Linked DNA regions of Mus musculus: region 1 is linked to region 2. Evidence: chromatin loops called from intact Hi-C (ENCODE). Cell type or tissue: heart. All regions are shown on one strand.

Region 1 (8,000 bases), 220 kb after region 2:
AAATCAGTCTGGCGGTTCCTCAGAAAATTGGACATAGTACTACCTGAGGATCCCGCAATACCTCTCCTGGTCATATATCCAGAAGATGTCCCAACTGGTAAGAAGGACACATGCTCCACTATGTTCATAGCAGCCTTATTTAAAATAGACAGAAGCTGGAAAGAACCCAGATGCCCCTCAACAGAGGAATGGATACAGAAAATGTGGTACATTTACGCAATGGAATACTACTCAGCTATTAAAAAAATGAATTTATGAAATTCCTAGGCAAATGGATGGACCTGGAGGGCATCATCCTGAGTGAGGTAACCCAATCACAAAGGAACTCACACAATATGTACTCACTGATAAGTGGATATTAGCCCAGAAACTTAGGATACCCAAGATATAAGATACAACTTGCTAAACGCATGATATTCAAGAACAAGGAAGACTAAAGTGTGGACACTTTACCCCTTCCTACAAATGGGAACAAAACACCCATGGAAGGAGTTACAGAGACAAAATTTGGAGCTGTGACAAAAAGATGGACCATCTAGTGATTGCCATATGCAGGGGTCCATCCCATGATCAGCTTCCAAACGCTGACAACATTGCACACACTAGCAAAATTTTGCTGAAAGGACGCGGATATAGCTCTCTCTTGTAAAACTATGCCGAGGCCTAGCAAATACAGAAGTGGATGATCACACTCAGCTATTGGATGGGTCACACGGCCCCCAATGCAGGAGCTAGAGATATTACCCAAGGAGCTAAAGGGAACTACAACCCTATAGGTGGAACAACAATATAAACTAACCAGTACCCCGGAGCTCTGGCCTCTAGCTGCATATGTATCAAAAGATGGCCTAGTCGGCCATCACTGCAAAGAGAGGCCCATTGGACTTGCCAACTTTAGATGCCCCAGTACAGGGGAACGCCAGGGCCAAAAAAAGGGAGTGGGTGGGTAGGGGATTAGGGGGATGGGTATGGGGGACCTTTGGGATAGCATTGAAAATGTAAACGAGGAAAATATAATAAAAAAATAAAATAAAAAAACAAGAAAAGAAAGTCATGAAAAGTGGCATGAGAAATGAGAAAAGACAAATTGGTAAGTTATAAAACAGGTTCATATTAAAGATGATCTCAGAAGATGGAAAGATCTCTCATGATCATGGATTGGCAGGATCAATATAGTAAAAATGGCTATCTTGCCAAAAGCAATCTACAGATTCAATGCAATTCCCATCAAAATTCCAACTCAATTCCTCAATGAATTAGAAAGGGCAATCGGCAGATTCATCTGGAATAACAAAAAACCTAGGATAGCAAAAACTCTTCTCAAGGATAAAAGAACCTCTGGTGGAATCACCATGTCGGACCTAAAACTGTACTACAGAGCAATTGTGATTAAAACTGCATGGTACTGGTATAGTGACAGACAAGTTGACCAATGGAACAGAATTGAAGACCCAGAGATGAACCCACACACCTGTGGTCACTTGATCTTTGACAAGGGAGCTAAAACCATCCAGTGGAAAAAAGACAGCATTTTCAACAAATGGTGCTGGCACAACTGGCAGTTATCATATAGAAGAATGTGAATTGGTCCATTTCTATCTCCTTGTACTAAGGTCAAATCTAAGTGGATCAAGGAGCTCCACATAAAAACAGAGACACTGAAACTTATAGAGGAGAAAGTAGGGAAAAGCCTCGAAGATATGGGTTCAGGGGGAAAATTCCTGAATAGAACAGCAATGGCTTGTGCTGTAAGATCGAGAATCGATAAATGGGACCTCATAAAATTGCAAAGCTTCTGCAAAGCAAAAGACACCGTCAATAAGACAAAAGGGCCATCAACAGATTGGAAAAGGATCTTTACCTATCCCAAATCAGATAGGGGACTAATATCCAAAATATATAAAGTACTCAAGAAGGTAGACTCCAGAAAATCAAATAACCCCTTTAAAAAATGGAGCTCAGAGCTGAACAAAGAATTCTCACCTAAGGAATACGGAATGGCAGAGAAGCACCTGAAAAAATGTTCAACATCCTTTATCATAAGGGAAATGCAAATCAAAACAACCCTGAGATTCCACCTCACACCAGTCAGAATGGCTAAGATCAATTTGCTAAACACATGAAACTCAAGAAGAACGAACACCAAAATGTGGACACTTTGCCCCTCTTAGAATTGGCATCAAAACACCCATGGAAGAAGTTACAGAGACAAAATTTGGAGCTGTGACAAAAGGATGGACCATCTAGTGATTTTCATATTCAGGGATCCATCCCATATTCAGCCTCCAAACGCTGACACCATTGCAAACACTAGCAAGATTTTGCTGAAAGGACCCAGATATAGCTGTCTCTTGTGAGACTATGCCGGGGCCTAGCAAACACAGATGTGGATACTGACAGTCAGCTATTGGATGGATCACAGGGCCCCCAATGGAGGAGTAAGAGAAAGTACCCAAGGATCTAAAGAAAACTGCAACCTTATAGGTAGAACAACAATATGAACTAACCAGTACCCCGGAGCTCGTGTTTCTAGCTGCGTATGTATCAAAAGATGGCCTAATTGGCCATCACTGGAAAGAGAGTCCCATTGGACTGTCAAACTAGATATGCCCCAGTACAGGGTAATGCTAGAGCCAAAAAGGGCGACCCCTGGTTAGGGGAGTGGGGGTGTAGGTATGGGGTACTTTCTTTTTTTTATATATTTTATTGGATATTTTCTTTATTTCCATTTCAAATGTTATCTCCATTACTAGATTCCCCACCAGACACCCCTCCCTCCTCCCCCTGCTTTTATAAGGTTGCTCACCCACCCATCTAGCCACTTCTGCTTCCCTTTTTCACCCCCAGACATCCCCCTACACTGTGGCTTTGAGACCTCATAGGACCAGAAGCCTTTCCTCCCATTGATATCCAACAAGGCCATCCTCTACTACTCATGGGACTGGAGCCATGGGTCCCTCCATGTTTACTCTTTGGTTGGTGGTTTACTTTCTGGGAGTTCTGGGGCGGGAATATGGTTGGTTGATATGATTGTTTTTCCTATGGGTTGTAAACCCCTTCAGTTCCTTCAGTCCTTTCTCTAACTCCTCCATTGGTGAGCAGTCCAGTGGCTGGCTGTGAGCATCTGCCTCTGTACTTGTCAGGCTCTGGCAGAGACTCTCAAGAGACAGCTATGTCAGGCTCCTGTCAGCAAGAACTTATTGGCATCTGCAATAGTATCTAGGTTTGGTGTCTGTATATAGGATGGATGCCCAAGTGGGTCAGTCTCTGGATGGCCTTTCCTTCAGTCTCTGCTCCAGATTTTGTCTTCATATTTCCTCCTGGGTGTGTTTTATTCTCCCTTCTACGAAGGAATGAAGCATCTACACTCTGATCTTCCTTTTTCTTTTTTTGTTAGATATTTTCTTTATTTACATTTCAAATGTTTTCTCCTTTCCTGATTTTCGCTCTGAAAACCCTATCCCATCCCTTCTCCCCCTGCTCACCAACACACCCACTCCTGATTCCTTGTCCAGGCATTCCCCAACACTGGGAAATCAAGCCTTCTCAGGGTTAAGGGCCTCTACTCCCATTGATGTCCAACAAGGCCATCCTCTGCTCCATATGCAACTGGAGCTATGAGTTCCTCCATGTGTACTCCTTGGTTGGTGGCTTAGTCTCTGGGAACCCTGGGGTACTGGTTAATTCATATTGTTGTTCTTTCTATGGGGCTGCAAGCTCCTTCAGCTCTTTTGGTCCTTTCTCTAGCTCCTTCATTGGGGACGTTGTGATCATTCCAAAGGTTGGCTGAGAGCATCCACCTCTGTATTTCTCAGGTACTGGCAGAGCCTGACAGGAGACAGCTATATCAGGATCCTGTCAGAAAGCACTTCTTGGCATTGACAATAGTGTCTGAGGTTGGTTACTATATATGGGATGGATCCCTATGTGAGGCAGTCTCTAGATGGTCATTCCTCAGTCTCTGCTTCACACTTTGTCTCTGTACCTCCTTCCATGAGTATTTGTTCCCCATTCTAAGAAAGATCAAAGTTTCTACACTTTGGTTTCCTTCTTCTTGAGTTTCATGTGTTTTGCAAATTGTATCTTGGATATTTTGAGATTCTAGGCTAATATCCATTTATCAGTGAGTATACATCATGTGTGTTCTTTTGTGATTGGATTACTTCACTCAGGATAGTATTTCCTAGTTCCATCCATTTGCCTATGAATTTCATGAAGTCGTTATTTTTAATAGTTGAGTAGTATTCCATTACATAAATGTACCATTTTTTCTGTATATATTCCTATGTTTAGGGACATCTGGGTTCTTTTGAACTTCTGGATACTATAAATCAGACTGCTATGAACATAGTTGAGCATGTGTCCTTGTTATATGTTTTAACATCTTCTGTATATATGCCCAGGATTGCTGTAGCTGGGTCCTCTAGTAGTCTACTTTTCTAAGGAAACTCCAAACTGAGTTCCAGAGTGGTTGTACCAGCTTGGAATCCCACCAGCAATGAAAGAGAGTTCCTCTTTCTCCACATACTGACCAGAATCTACTGTCACCTGAGTTTTTGATCTTTGCTATTCTGACTGGTGTGAGGTAGAATCTCAGGGTTGTTTTGAATTGCCTTTCCCTGATGACTAAGGATGTTGTACATTCCTTTAGGTGCTTCTCAGCCATTTAGTATTCCTCAGTCGAAAATTCTTTGTTCAGCTCTATATCATATTTTTAATAGAGTTATTGGCTTCTTCTTGAGTTCTTTGCATATATTGGACATTAGCCCTCTATCGGATGTATGCCTAGTAAAGATTGTTTTCAGATCTGTTGATTGCCTTTTGTCCTGTTGACAGTGTCCTTGATCTTATAGAAGTTTTGTAATTTTATGAGGTCCGATTTGTCAATTCTTGATACTAGAGCATAAGCCATTGGTGTTCTGTTCATGAAAATTTCCCCTGTGCCCATGTGCTCATGGCTATTCCCCAATTTCAATTCTATTAGTTTCAGTGTACTTTGTTTTTTGTGGATGATCTTGATCCACTTGGACTGGAAATTTGTACAAGGAGATAAGAATGGGTCAGTTTCCATTTTTTACTTGCTGACTGCCAGTTGAATCAACACCAATTGTTAAAAATACTGTCCTTTTTCCACTGGATGCTTTTAGCTCCTTTATCAAAAAAAAGTGACCATAGGTGTATGGGTTCATTTCTGGGTCTACAATTCTATTGCATTGATCTATCTGCCTGTCACTGTACCAATACCATGTAGTTTTGGGGGGGGTTGTTCTTTGTTGGGGGGGTGTTTGTTTGTTTTTGTTTTTGTTTTTTATCACAATTCCTCTATAGTACAGCTTGAGGTCCGGTATGGTGATTTCCCAAAAAATTCTTTTATTGTTGAGAATAGTTTTCACTATCCTGGGTTTTTTTGTTATTCCAGATGACTTTGAGAATTGCTTTTTCTAATGCTATGAAGAATTGAGTTGGAATTAGTGGAAAGTGTGTTCCAACTATGGCAATGTGTAAATAAGAAGGATTTGGGAAAGACAACCAAGCTTAGTGCATTCTAATGGTGTCTTAGTTAAGGTTTCAGTGCTGTGATCAGACTCCATGACTAAGGCAACTTTAATAAGGACAATATTTAATTGGGGCTTGCTTACAGGTACAGAGGTTCAGTGCACTGTCATAAAAGCATGAGAATTGCAGCTTACAGACAGGCATGGTACAGGAGGTGCTGAGAGTTTTACCTCTTCATCTGAAGGTTTCTAGCAGAAGACAGAATCTCATGTGGTTAGGAGGAGGATCTCATTGTTCATCTGCACACTGACACACTTCCTCCAAAAAGCCCACACCGGTTCCAATAGGGCCTCACTTTCTAGTAGTGCTACTTCCTTCAAAAATCTTGCAAATTTTTCAAGTGCCAGGCACTTCAAAATCATTACAGATGGTAAGAGTTATTTTTTCAAAGGTTAGTTTTCACTCTAGAAATCACAAGCCATTGACATGGATCTAGTGGAGAAATGACCTTTAACCAGGGGGACTGAGTTACCCATCCTCTTTTTGTTTCAGCAATATTGTTTCTAAGTAGAAAATGTCTACATTTTCAGCAGAGAATTTGGCTCAGTATATGTGCCACCTATAATTACATAAGGCCTGGAATCTATCCTTGTTTGTTTGTTCATGGTGAAAGCTACTAAGCTTATATCATAGTGTGTGACCTGCTGTAACTCATACAGAATTACCATATCATTACTAAATACTCTATGAAGTTCCTAACAGTGATTCTAACTAAAACATCAGTCTTGTGAGCTCATAGTACAATACAAAAACAAATACTAATTTTCACATGTTTTAACACCATTAACTTAAATATTGAAATGACTGAATATTATAAAGCAATAGAAAATAAAGTCATGAAAAGTGTCAGGAGAAATGAGAAAAGAAAAACAGGTAAGTTATAAATCAAGGGCCTTCATTCTGCATTTCAAACACGAAAAGTAAAACCTCAAGTGCCAGATCCAAAAACAAGATTCATTTATTTTTTATTTTATGTTTATGTGTGTTATACATGTGTGCAGTGCCCATGAAAGCCAATAGTTGTTAGTTGTCAATAGGTGCTGGGAGTAGAATTTGGGTTTTTTTGTGCATGGTAGAAACTGATCTTAGCAACTGTACTATTTCACAAGTCATTCCTATCAAGGATTCACAGGGGAGGAAAACATCAGAGACAGCCTCACTTCCTATGTTAGGAGTTCTACAAAAATTCTAAGCTAAAGATCAATAATAGCATTTTGCAGAAGTCCTAGGTCAGACCCATGCTGGCTCTTTGAACGAATTCTTGCCTTGCTTAGTTGATTTTATGGGCCATGTTCTCTTGGTGTCCTTGACCACTCTGATTCCTATAGTTCTTCCTCCCCCTCTTTCTCAGGGTTTCCCAAGGTCCATCTAGTGTTTGGCTATGTGTCTCTGCCTCTGCTACCAGCAGGTGCTGGAGAAAGACTGTATGAGCACAGAATATCATTAGGAATGTTTTCACCATACTTGGATTTTTGGTTGGTTGGTTGGTTGGTTGGTTGGTTGGTTGGTTGGTTGGTTGGTTTGTTTTGCCAGTAGTAACTAGGTTTTCTGGCTATCCAGTCTCAAATTTCTGGGCGTCTAGGAAGTGTCATACAAGAGCTCCTTTGTGTCATGTGGTCCTCAAGATAGATCAGTCATTGGTTGCTCACATTGACAAGCTCTGACCATCATTGCTGCAGCACAATTTGAAGACAAGGCAAGTTGTATTTGGAATGTTTTATGGCGGGTTTGGTGGACAAGTTCCACCCCTAGAAGATTTTTCTGGTTACAGAAGATTGTCATAACACACTCTGATTCATCCATTGCTTGAAGTACTAATTAGGGTCATACTACTAAATTCCAGGAGCTTTCCATTGTACTAGGTTGATTCTACATCACTCCCCAAATGCCCCCAATTCCATCCATTTGCCTCTTTCTCTCTCTCTCTCTCTCTCTCTCTCTCTCTCTCTCTCTCTCTCTCTCTCTCTCTCTTTCCAGTCATCTTTCTCCCATATGATTCCCCATTTTTCCCTGCATACTTGCCTATAGTTCAACTGAACAATCTGTACTATTTCCCTTTACAGGAGTATCCATGCAATCCCTTATGCCACCCGCTTTTAAGCCCCCTTTCTTACTTAGCTTCTTCCTCTCTGTGAATTGTACTGTGATTATTCTTTTTATATTTTTAAGATTTATTTTTTATTAAATGTTTTCTTCATTTACATTTCAATTGCCATCACTTTTCCTAGATTTCTCTCTGAAAATCCCCTACACCCTCCCCATTTCCCTGCTCCTCAATGCACCCACTCCCTCTTCCTGCCCTGGCATTCCCCTATACTGGGGGATAGAATCTTTGCAAAACGAAGGACCTCTCCTCCCACTGATAGCCGAATAGGTCATCTTCTGTTGCATATGCAGCTAGAGAAATGAGCTCTGGGGGTACTGCCTAATTCATATTGTTCCTC
Region 2 (8,000 bases):
ATGCCAACACAACTTTAACACTTAAATACTCCCTAAGGAAACAAGGAAAACTTCCTCTAATTTTGGCTCTACTACTCATTATGATATAACAAACTCCTGGGCATCATCATTAATTACCAGAAAGTGAAAATGGTGATTTGCCTTTGAAATAAATGTTTCCTTTCATTAAAAGTTTTCCAATATACCCATACAGTCATATTCAATAACACCACAGATGACAAGGGAATGGACTGTCTGAAGGATTTCAGGACCTGACACTGCCCCTTTATGAGCTCTGATATCTGGCTTCATTCAGCAATCTGCACAGCATTTTATGGGAGAGGTAGGCACTTCTTTGAATCTGTCTTAGGAAATGGATACACAAAGATGTTCTTCAAAGGGAGAGGAACTCAGAGCTATGTTTCTTCAGTAACTGTTCAGGAGCTGGCCTACATCTCTGTGAGCAACCCCATCTTTGCTGGTACTAAGCAGGTGAGAAATCTGCAAGTTAAAATTCTGCTTCAAGTTCTCTTCTCACTCCTACAATTCACGGGGTCTTCCAAAGTGAACATTAGTCATTAGAATGGTTTTGTATTTCTCTCCCTAATTTACCTAATTATGTCAATGATTTCATTAGTCTAAAGACATGTGTATTTCATGGCTCAGTACTTATTTGAAAATGTACTTTAATGTTACATGTATACATTAGATAACTGGTTTTTAGTTGTTGCATGGAGGCTTTTTCATCATATAGAGGAACAAATAAAGTCAATTGCAGATGAAACTTTAGCTAAATAAAACAAGTATTAAATTAATCTGTGTGTACACAGCATTTAATGGTGATGGTGATAATGTTTCTTATGGTTCACAAAAAAGGAGATGACTCAGCTATGTGTCCAGCACCCAATTCCTCAGAAAAATCAAGTAAAACACAGACTGTTATGAATCAACAGAATGCTAGGATCCCTCAGAATTTTTTTCCAAATAAATGATACAAGTGTAATTCAAGGTTCTTTTGTGTGAAGAGAAAACTAGCACATTTTAAAAATAATATTTCGTTTTTTTATCATTATGATGAGTAGTGTGAAAAATATATTATATGTAATAATTTGGGGACATATTTCATTAACTTTAAAAAAGATTTTATTTTCTTGTTTTTTGTTCATTTATTTAATGTATTTGAGTACACTGTAGATGTCTTCAGACACACCAGAAGAGAGCAACTTATCCCATTACAGATGGTTCAGAGCCACCATGTGGTTGCCTTGAATAGAACTCAGGACCTTTGGAAAAGCAGTAAGTGTCCTTAACCACTGAGCCACCTTCTCAGTTCCTCATTGTATTTGATTCTAAAACATGGATTTTAATTTTGTGTTACATTTTTAAAGATTTCTTTATTTATTTTTATTTTATGTGCAGTGGTGTTTTGCCTTCATGTATGACTGGGAAGGTCCAAATCCCCTGGAATTGGATTCACACACAGTTATAAGTAGCCATTTTAGAAATAGAACACAGGTCATCTGGAAGCGCCCTTAACTCCTGAGAAATCTCCACAACACTTGATCAAATATGTAAAAGATATACTTATTTTATTTTATGCCTATTACGGTTTTGCTTGTGTGCATGACTAGAAATACATGAGTAAAGCACCACGAAGCTGAGTAGAGGTCATCAGATTCAGAATCATCTCTCCAACAACAAATTTGTATTTCTTAACACATTGTTATAACATGAGGGATGATATCAATTCTCCTGAAGCAAAAATGCACTCCTGTCTACAAACATTCATGTACAAACATTCAGAGCCCATGCTGTGTTAAAAAGGCTGCCATACTGTTGAACAACTCAGGTAGAGTTGCATTATACACATACACGCACACACACACACACACACACAAACACACTCTTACATCATGAGTGAAGGGAAAGAAAAATAAGTCTGATGTTCATATTCTGGATCAATGTCCATTCATTGTTTTCCAGAAAAATCTCCTGTAGTGTGTCAAAGCAGTGCCAGCTTTTCAAACGAACAAGCAAACAAACAAACAAAACTCCAAATCAATTGAAAATCTTAGATAATTGAGAAGATTCTTGAAGACAGCACTGTCTAACCCGATCCTTACACCACTGTGCTATGAAGCCATGTCCATGTTGTCTCAGAATAAACCCTGAAAACCATGGAAATGTTGGCTCTTCAGATCCTTTTGCTTTGCCAGGTTGTGGTTGGGACTGTGGGCAACATCCTTCTGTTTGTCCATAATTTCTCTCCAGTCTTGACTGACTCCAGACTGAGGCCCATACAGGTCATTCTAATCAACTTGGCTGTGGCCAATGCATTCATGCTCCTTCTCTTGACATATTCACATGACATGATTGATTTTGTTCCAAGGAAGCCTCCAACTGACCTCAAATGTAAACTTGCATACTTCTTTCACATGGTGGCTCAAGGCACAATCATGTGTTCCACCTGTGTCCTCAGCACCTACCAGTTTGTCACTGTTGTTCCTGGTACCTGGGCTAGGGTCATGTTCAGAGAAATATCCCCCAAGGTCGTGAGCTATTCTTGTTTCAGTTGCTGGTTGTTCAGTGTCTTACATAATGCTTACATCCCAATGAATGTCAGTGGTCCACAGAAAACACACAATGACTCTGATTCTAAAGGCAATTCAATATGCTCCATCTCTGGGGTCAATGTAGACATGCATTTCTTGCGGTTTTCCCATGACATCATATTCCTTGGCATCATGGCCTGGACCAGTGTCTCCATGATGATTCACCTAAACAGACACCACCAGAGAATGAACCGCATACATAAGGTCAATCAAAACAACAGAGGCCATGCTGAGACCAGAGCAGCCCACACCATCCTGATGCTGGTGGTCACATTTGTGAGCTTATATATTCTAAATTGTATTAGTATTTTATTTCACATTTCCTTTGTGGAATCTCGTCTCTGGTCGAGGCATGTCATAAAAGTTCTAGCTCTAAGCTTTCCCACCATTTCTCCCTTACTTTTGATATTTAGGGATCCTAGGGGTCATTGTTCTCTGCTCTTCAGTGTGGGACTGGAAATCCACGTGACTGGGGGAGTCATTACAGAGGAACAGTAAGGTCAAAACATGTCCATAACTTGAAAAATCTCACCCTGACAGCAGCAGGAGTAGGACTAACCCTGCCTTGCTCTAGGACTGCATCTACCCACACACAGAGCCAGTCCATCCCCAGGCTCTGCCACCATGAGATAGTCATGTAGCCTAGTGGCCAGGATGCAGGGTAAAATATCCTATCTCCTTATAAGAACATATCCAGCTAGAACCAGGAATTCCTAATCATGCAATGAAGCAGTCCCAGCAACTGGACCACTGCCTATGATGTACACTCATCCCAAAAAATCCTACCCTCACTCCAATTGTTGTATAGACCATGACACCCCCAATAAAGATGTCTGTTTCACTGAAAACCATCTTGAGAGAAGGCTGTTTTTCCTAGACTCAACACTAGATGATATTCTTCTACCATGGCTGCACAAATATGCCTGTTTATTGGTTTTATAAAGGACAGCTACTTATTTCTTTGAGATACTTTTCTATCCAGCCACTTTGTGTAAGTTATCTATGAGCTGTAGGAATTCTAATGTATAATTTATAGGGTCACTAATATTTATACTCTCCGGTCATCTATGAATGGTGATACTTTGACTACTTCTTTTCCAATTTGTATCCCCATTAATTTCCTTTTGTTCTCTTATTGCTCTAGTTAGGACTTCAAGTACTGTATTGAGTAGAAAGGGAAAGAGTGGGCAGCCTTGCTTTTCCTGATTTTAGAATTATTGCTTTGATTTTCTCCCCATTAAATTTGCTTTTGGTTATTGGCTTTCTGCATATTGTTTTTATTATTGTTTTTATTCTTTGGGGTACGTGCCTTGTATTTCTGAACTCTCTAAAACTTTTAACATAAAGGGGTGTTCGATTTTGTCAAAGGCATTCTCACCATCTTATGAGATGATACTGTGAATTTTTTCTTTCAGTTTGTTTATATGGCGATTACATTGGTGAATTTATATATATTGAGCCATATCTGCATCTAAAAGACGAAGCCTACTTGATCGTGGTGGATGATGTCTTTGATGCGTTCTTGGACTTGTTTTGTGAGTATTTTATTGAGTATTTTTGCATCTGTGTTTATACAAGAAATTGGTCTGAAATTGTATTTCTTTTTGGGTCTTTGTGTGATTTAGATATCAGGGTGACTATGGTCTTGTCAGATGAATTTGACAATGTTGCTTCTGTTTCAATTTTGTGGGATAATGTGAGGAGTATTGTTATTAGTTCTTTTTTAAAGGACAATTTAGTTCTGCCTAAAGCTATCTGGCTCTGGGCTTTTATTTTTCTTGAAACTTTTGATGATTGCTTTTAATTCTTTAGGGGTTATAGGACTTTTTCGTTTATTTACCTGATCCTCATTCAACTGATAATTGGAGTCTTCAGGAATACTATCCATTTCACTTAGATTTTTTTTTCCAATATTGTGAACTACATGCTTTTAAAATAAGACCAAATGATTCTTTGGATTTTCTCCATGTCTGTTGCTATATCTCCCTTTTCATTTCTGACTCTTCTTATTTGTATATTGTCTTTCAGCCTTTTACTTAGTTCAAGTAAGGGCTTGTCTATCTTGGTGATTTCTTCAAAGAACCATCTCTTGGATTTGTTGATTCTTTCAGTCACTTTCTTTGTTTCTAAATCATTGAATTCAGCCATGAGCTTTGTTATTTCCTGCCATCTACTCTTCTTGGGTGTGTTTCTATCTTTTATCTAAAGGTTTCAGGAGTACTATTAAGTTGCTAGTATGCAATCTTTCTAATTTGGTGCTGAGACTGAAGGAAGGACAATCCAGAGACTGCCCCATTTGGGGATGCATCCGCTAAATAACCACCAAACCCAGACACCAACAAGATTTTGCTGACAGGACCCTGATATAGCTGTCTCCTGTGAGGCTATTCCAGTACATAACAAATACAGAAGTGCATGCTCACAGTCATCTATTGGATGCAAATAAGGGTCCCCATTGAAGGAGACAGAGAAAGTACCCAAGGGGCTAAAGGGGTCTGCAGCCCTATAGGAGGAACAATATGAATTAGGCAGTACCCTCAGAGCTCGTGTCTCTAGCTGCATATGTAACAGAAGATGGCCTATTCGGCTGTCAGTGGGAGGAGGGGCCCTTCCTTTTGCAAATATTCTATCCCCAAGTATAGGGGAATGCCAGGGCAGGAAGAGGAAGTGGGTGCATTGAGGAGCAGGGAAATGGGGAGGGTGTAGGGGATTATCAGAGAGAAATCTAGGAAAAGTGATGGCATTTGAAATGTAAATGAAGACATCATTTAATAAAAAATAAATCTTAAAAATATAAAAATAATAATCACACTACAATTCACAGAGAGGAAGAAGCTAAGTAAGAAATGGGGCTTAAAAGGAGGGGGGCATAAGGGATTGCATGGATCCTCCTGTAAAGAGAAATAGTACAAATTGTGCAGTTGAACTATAGGCAAGTATTCAGGGAAATATGGGGAATCATATGAGAGAAAGATGACTGAAAAGAGAGAGAGAGAGAGAGAGAGAGAGAGAGAGAGAGAGAGAGAGAAGGGGAGAGAGAGGAAGAGAGAGAAGCAAATGGATGGAATTGGGGGCATTTGGGGAGTGATGTAGAATCAACCTAGTACAATGGAAAGCTCCTGGGATTTAGGAGTATGACCCTAATTAGTACTTCAAGCAATTGATGACTCAGAGTGTGTTATGACAATCTTCTGTATCCAGAAAAATCTTCTAGGGGTGGAACTTGTCCACCAACCCAGCCATAAAACATTCCAAATACAATCTGCCTTGTCTTCAAATTGTGCTGCAGCAATGATGGTCAGAGCTTGTCAATGTGAGCAACCAATGACTGATCTATCTTGAGGACCACATGACACAAAGAAGCTCTTGTATGACACTTCCTAGATGCCCAGAAATTTGAGACTGGATAGCCATAAAACCTAGTTACTACTGGCAAAACCAACCAACCAACCAACCAACCAACCAACCACCCAACCAACCAAGCAACCAAAAATCCAAGTATGGTGAAAACATTCCTAATGATATTCTGTGCTCACATAGTATTTCTCCAGCACCTGCTGGTAGCACAGCAGAGACACATAGCCAAGCATTAGATGGAGCTTTGGAAACCCTGAGGAAGAGGGGGAGGAAGAACTATAGGAATCAGAGTGGTCAAGGACACCAAGAGAACATGGCCCATAAAATCAACTAAGCAAGGCGTGTAGGGACTCATAGAGTGAATTCATTCACAGAGCCAGCATGGGTCTGAACTAGGACTCCTGCAAAATGCTGTTGATCTTTAGCTTAGAATTTTTGTAGAACTCCTAGCATAGGAAGTGGGGCTGTCTCTGACATTTTGCCTACCCTGTGGATCCTTGATAGGAATGACTTGTGAAATAGTACAGTTGCTAAGATCAGTTTCTATCATGCAACAAAAACCAAATTCTATTCCCAGCACTTCTTGACAACTAACAACTATTGGCTTTCATGGGCACTGCACACATGTATAACACACATAAACATAAAATAAAAAATAAATGAATCTTGTTTTTGGATCTGGCACTTGAGGTTTTACTTTTTGTGTTTGAAATAAAGAATGAAGGCCCTTGATTTATAACTTACCTGTTTGTCTTTTCTCATTTCTGCTGCCACTTTTCATGACTTTATTTTCTATTGCTTTATAATATTCAGTCATTTCAATATTTAAGTTAATGATGTTAAAATATGTGAAAATTAGTATTTGTTTTTGCATTTTACTATGAGCTCACAAGCCTGATGTTTTAGTTAGAATCACTGTTAGGAACTTCATAGAGTATTTAGTAATGGCATAGTAATTCTGTATGAGTTACAGCAGATCACACACTATGATATAAGCTTAGTAGCTGTCATCATGAACAAACAAACAAGGATAGATCCCAGGCCTTATGTAATTAAGGGTGGCACACATACTGAGTCAAATTCTCTGCTGAAAACATAGACATTTTCTACTTAGAAACAATATTCCTGAAATAAAAGGAGGATGGGTAACTCAGCCACCCTGATTAAAGGTCATTTCTCCACTAGATCCTTGTGATTCTAGAGTGAAAATTAACATTATTACCTTTGAAAAAATAACTCTTGGCATCTGTAATGATTTTGAAGTGCCTGGCGCTTCAAAAATTTGAAAGATTTTTGAAGGAAGTAGCACTACTAGAAAGTGAGGCCCTATTGGAAGAGGTGTGGGCTTTTTGGAGGAAGTGTGTCAGTGTGCAGATGAACAATGAGATCCTCCTCCTAACCACATGGGAGTCTGTCTTCTGCTAGAAACCTTCAGATGAAGAGGTAAAACTCTCAGCACCTCCTGTAGTATGCCTGCCTGGAAGCTGTCATTCCCATGCTTTTATGACAGTGCGCTGAAACTCTGTACCTGTAAGCAAGCCCCAATTAAATATTGTCCTTATTAAAGTTGCCTTAGTCATGGAGTCTGATCACAGCACTGGAACCTTAACTAAGACACCATTAGAATGCACTAAGCTTGGTTGTCTTTCCCAAATCCTTCTTATTTACACATTGCCATAGTTGGAACACACTTTCCACTATTTCCAACTCAATTCTTCATAGCATTAGAAAAAGCAATTCTCAAATTCATTTGGAATAACAAAAAAACCCAGGATAGTGAAAACTATTCCCAACAATAAAAGAATTTCTGGGGAAATCACCATCCTGGACCTCAAGCTGTACTATAGAGGGATTGTGATAAAAATCAAAAACAAAAACAAACAAACAAAGAACCCCTACAAACAAAGAACAACCCCCACACACACAAAAAAAACAAAAAAACAAAAAAACCCTACATGGTGTTGGTACAGTGACAGGCAGATAGATCAGTGCAATAGAATTGAAGACCCAGAATGAACCTATACACCTATGGTCACTTTATCTTTTACAAAG

The links. Hi-C counts contacts between places; a loop is a spot of excess contacts. Peaks named below come from ENCODE experiments on the same cell type or tissue, not always from the same donor. Only the 100,000 strongest peaks of a DNase experiment are listed, where the experiment ranks them.
Region 1: it touches region 2 in a loop (10-fold over the local background); 8 of 42 quality-filtered maps call a loop at or near these places.

What each region holds. Positions count from the first base shown.
Region 1 is chr7:5,228,996-5,236,995 of GRCm38, reverse strand. No RefSeq gene overlaps it. Among named protein-coding and RNA genes, the nearest start is that of Vmn1r57, 13 kb to the right of the region's middle. In heart, no CTCF peak of the experiment used is centred here; no DNase peak of the experiment used is centred here.
Region 2 is chr7:5,448,916-5,456,915 of GRCm38, reverse strand. It overlaps Vmn1r59 (vomeronasal 1 receptor 59), which reads left to right and starts at 2,157. Exons shown (of 1, transcript NM_207543.1): 1 at 2,157-3,089. The coding sequence starts at 2,157. The coding sequence ends at 3,089. In heart, no CTCF peak of the experiment used is centred here; no DNase peak of the experiment used is centred here.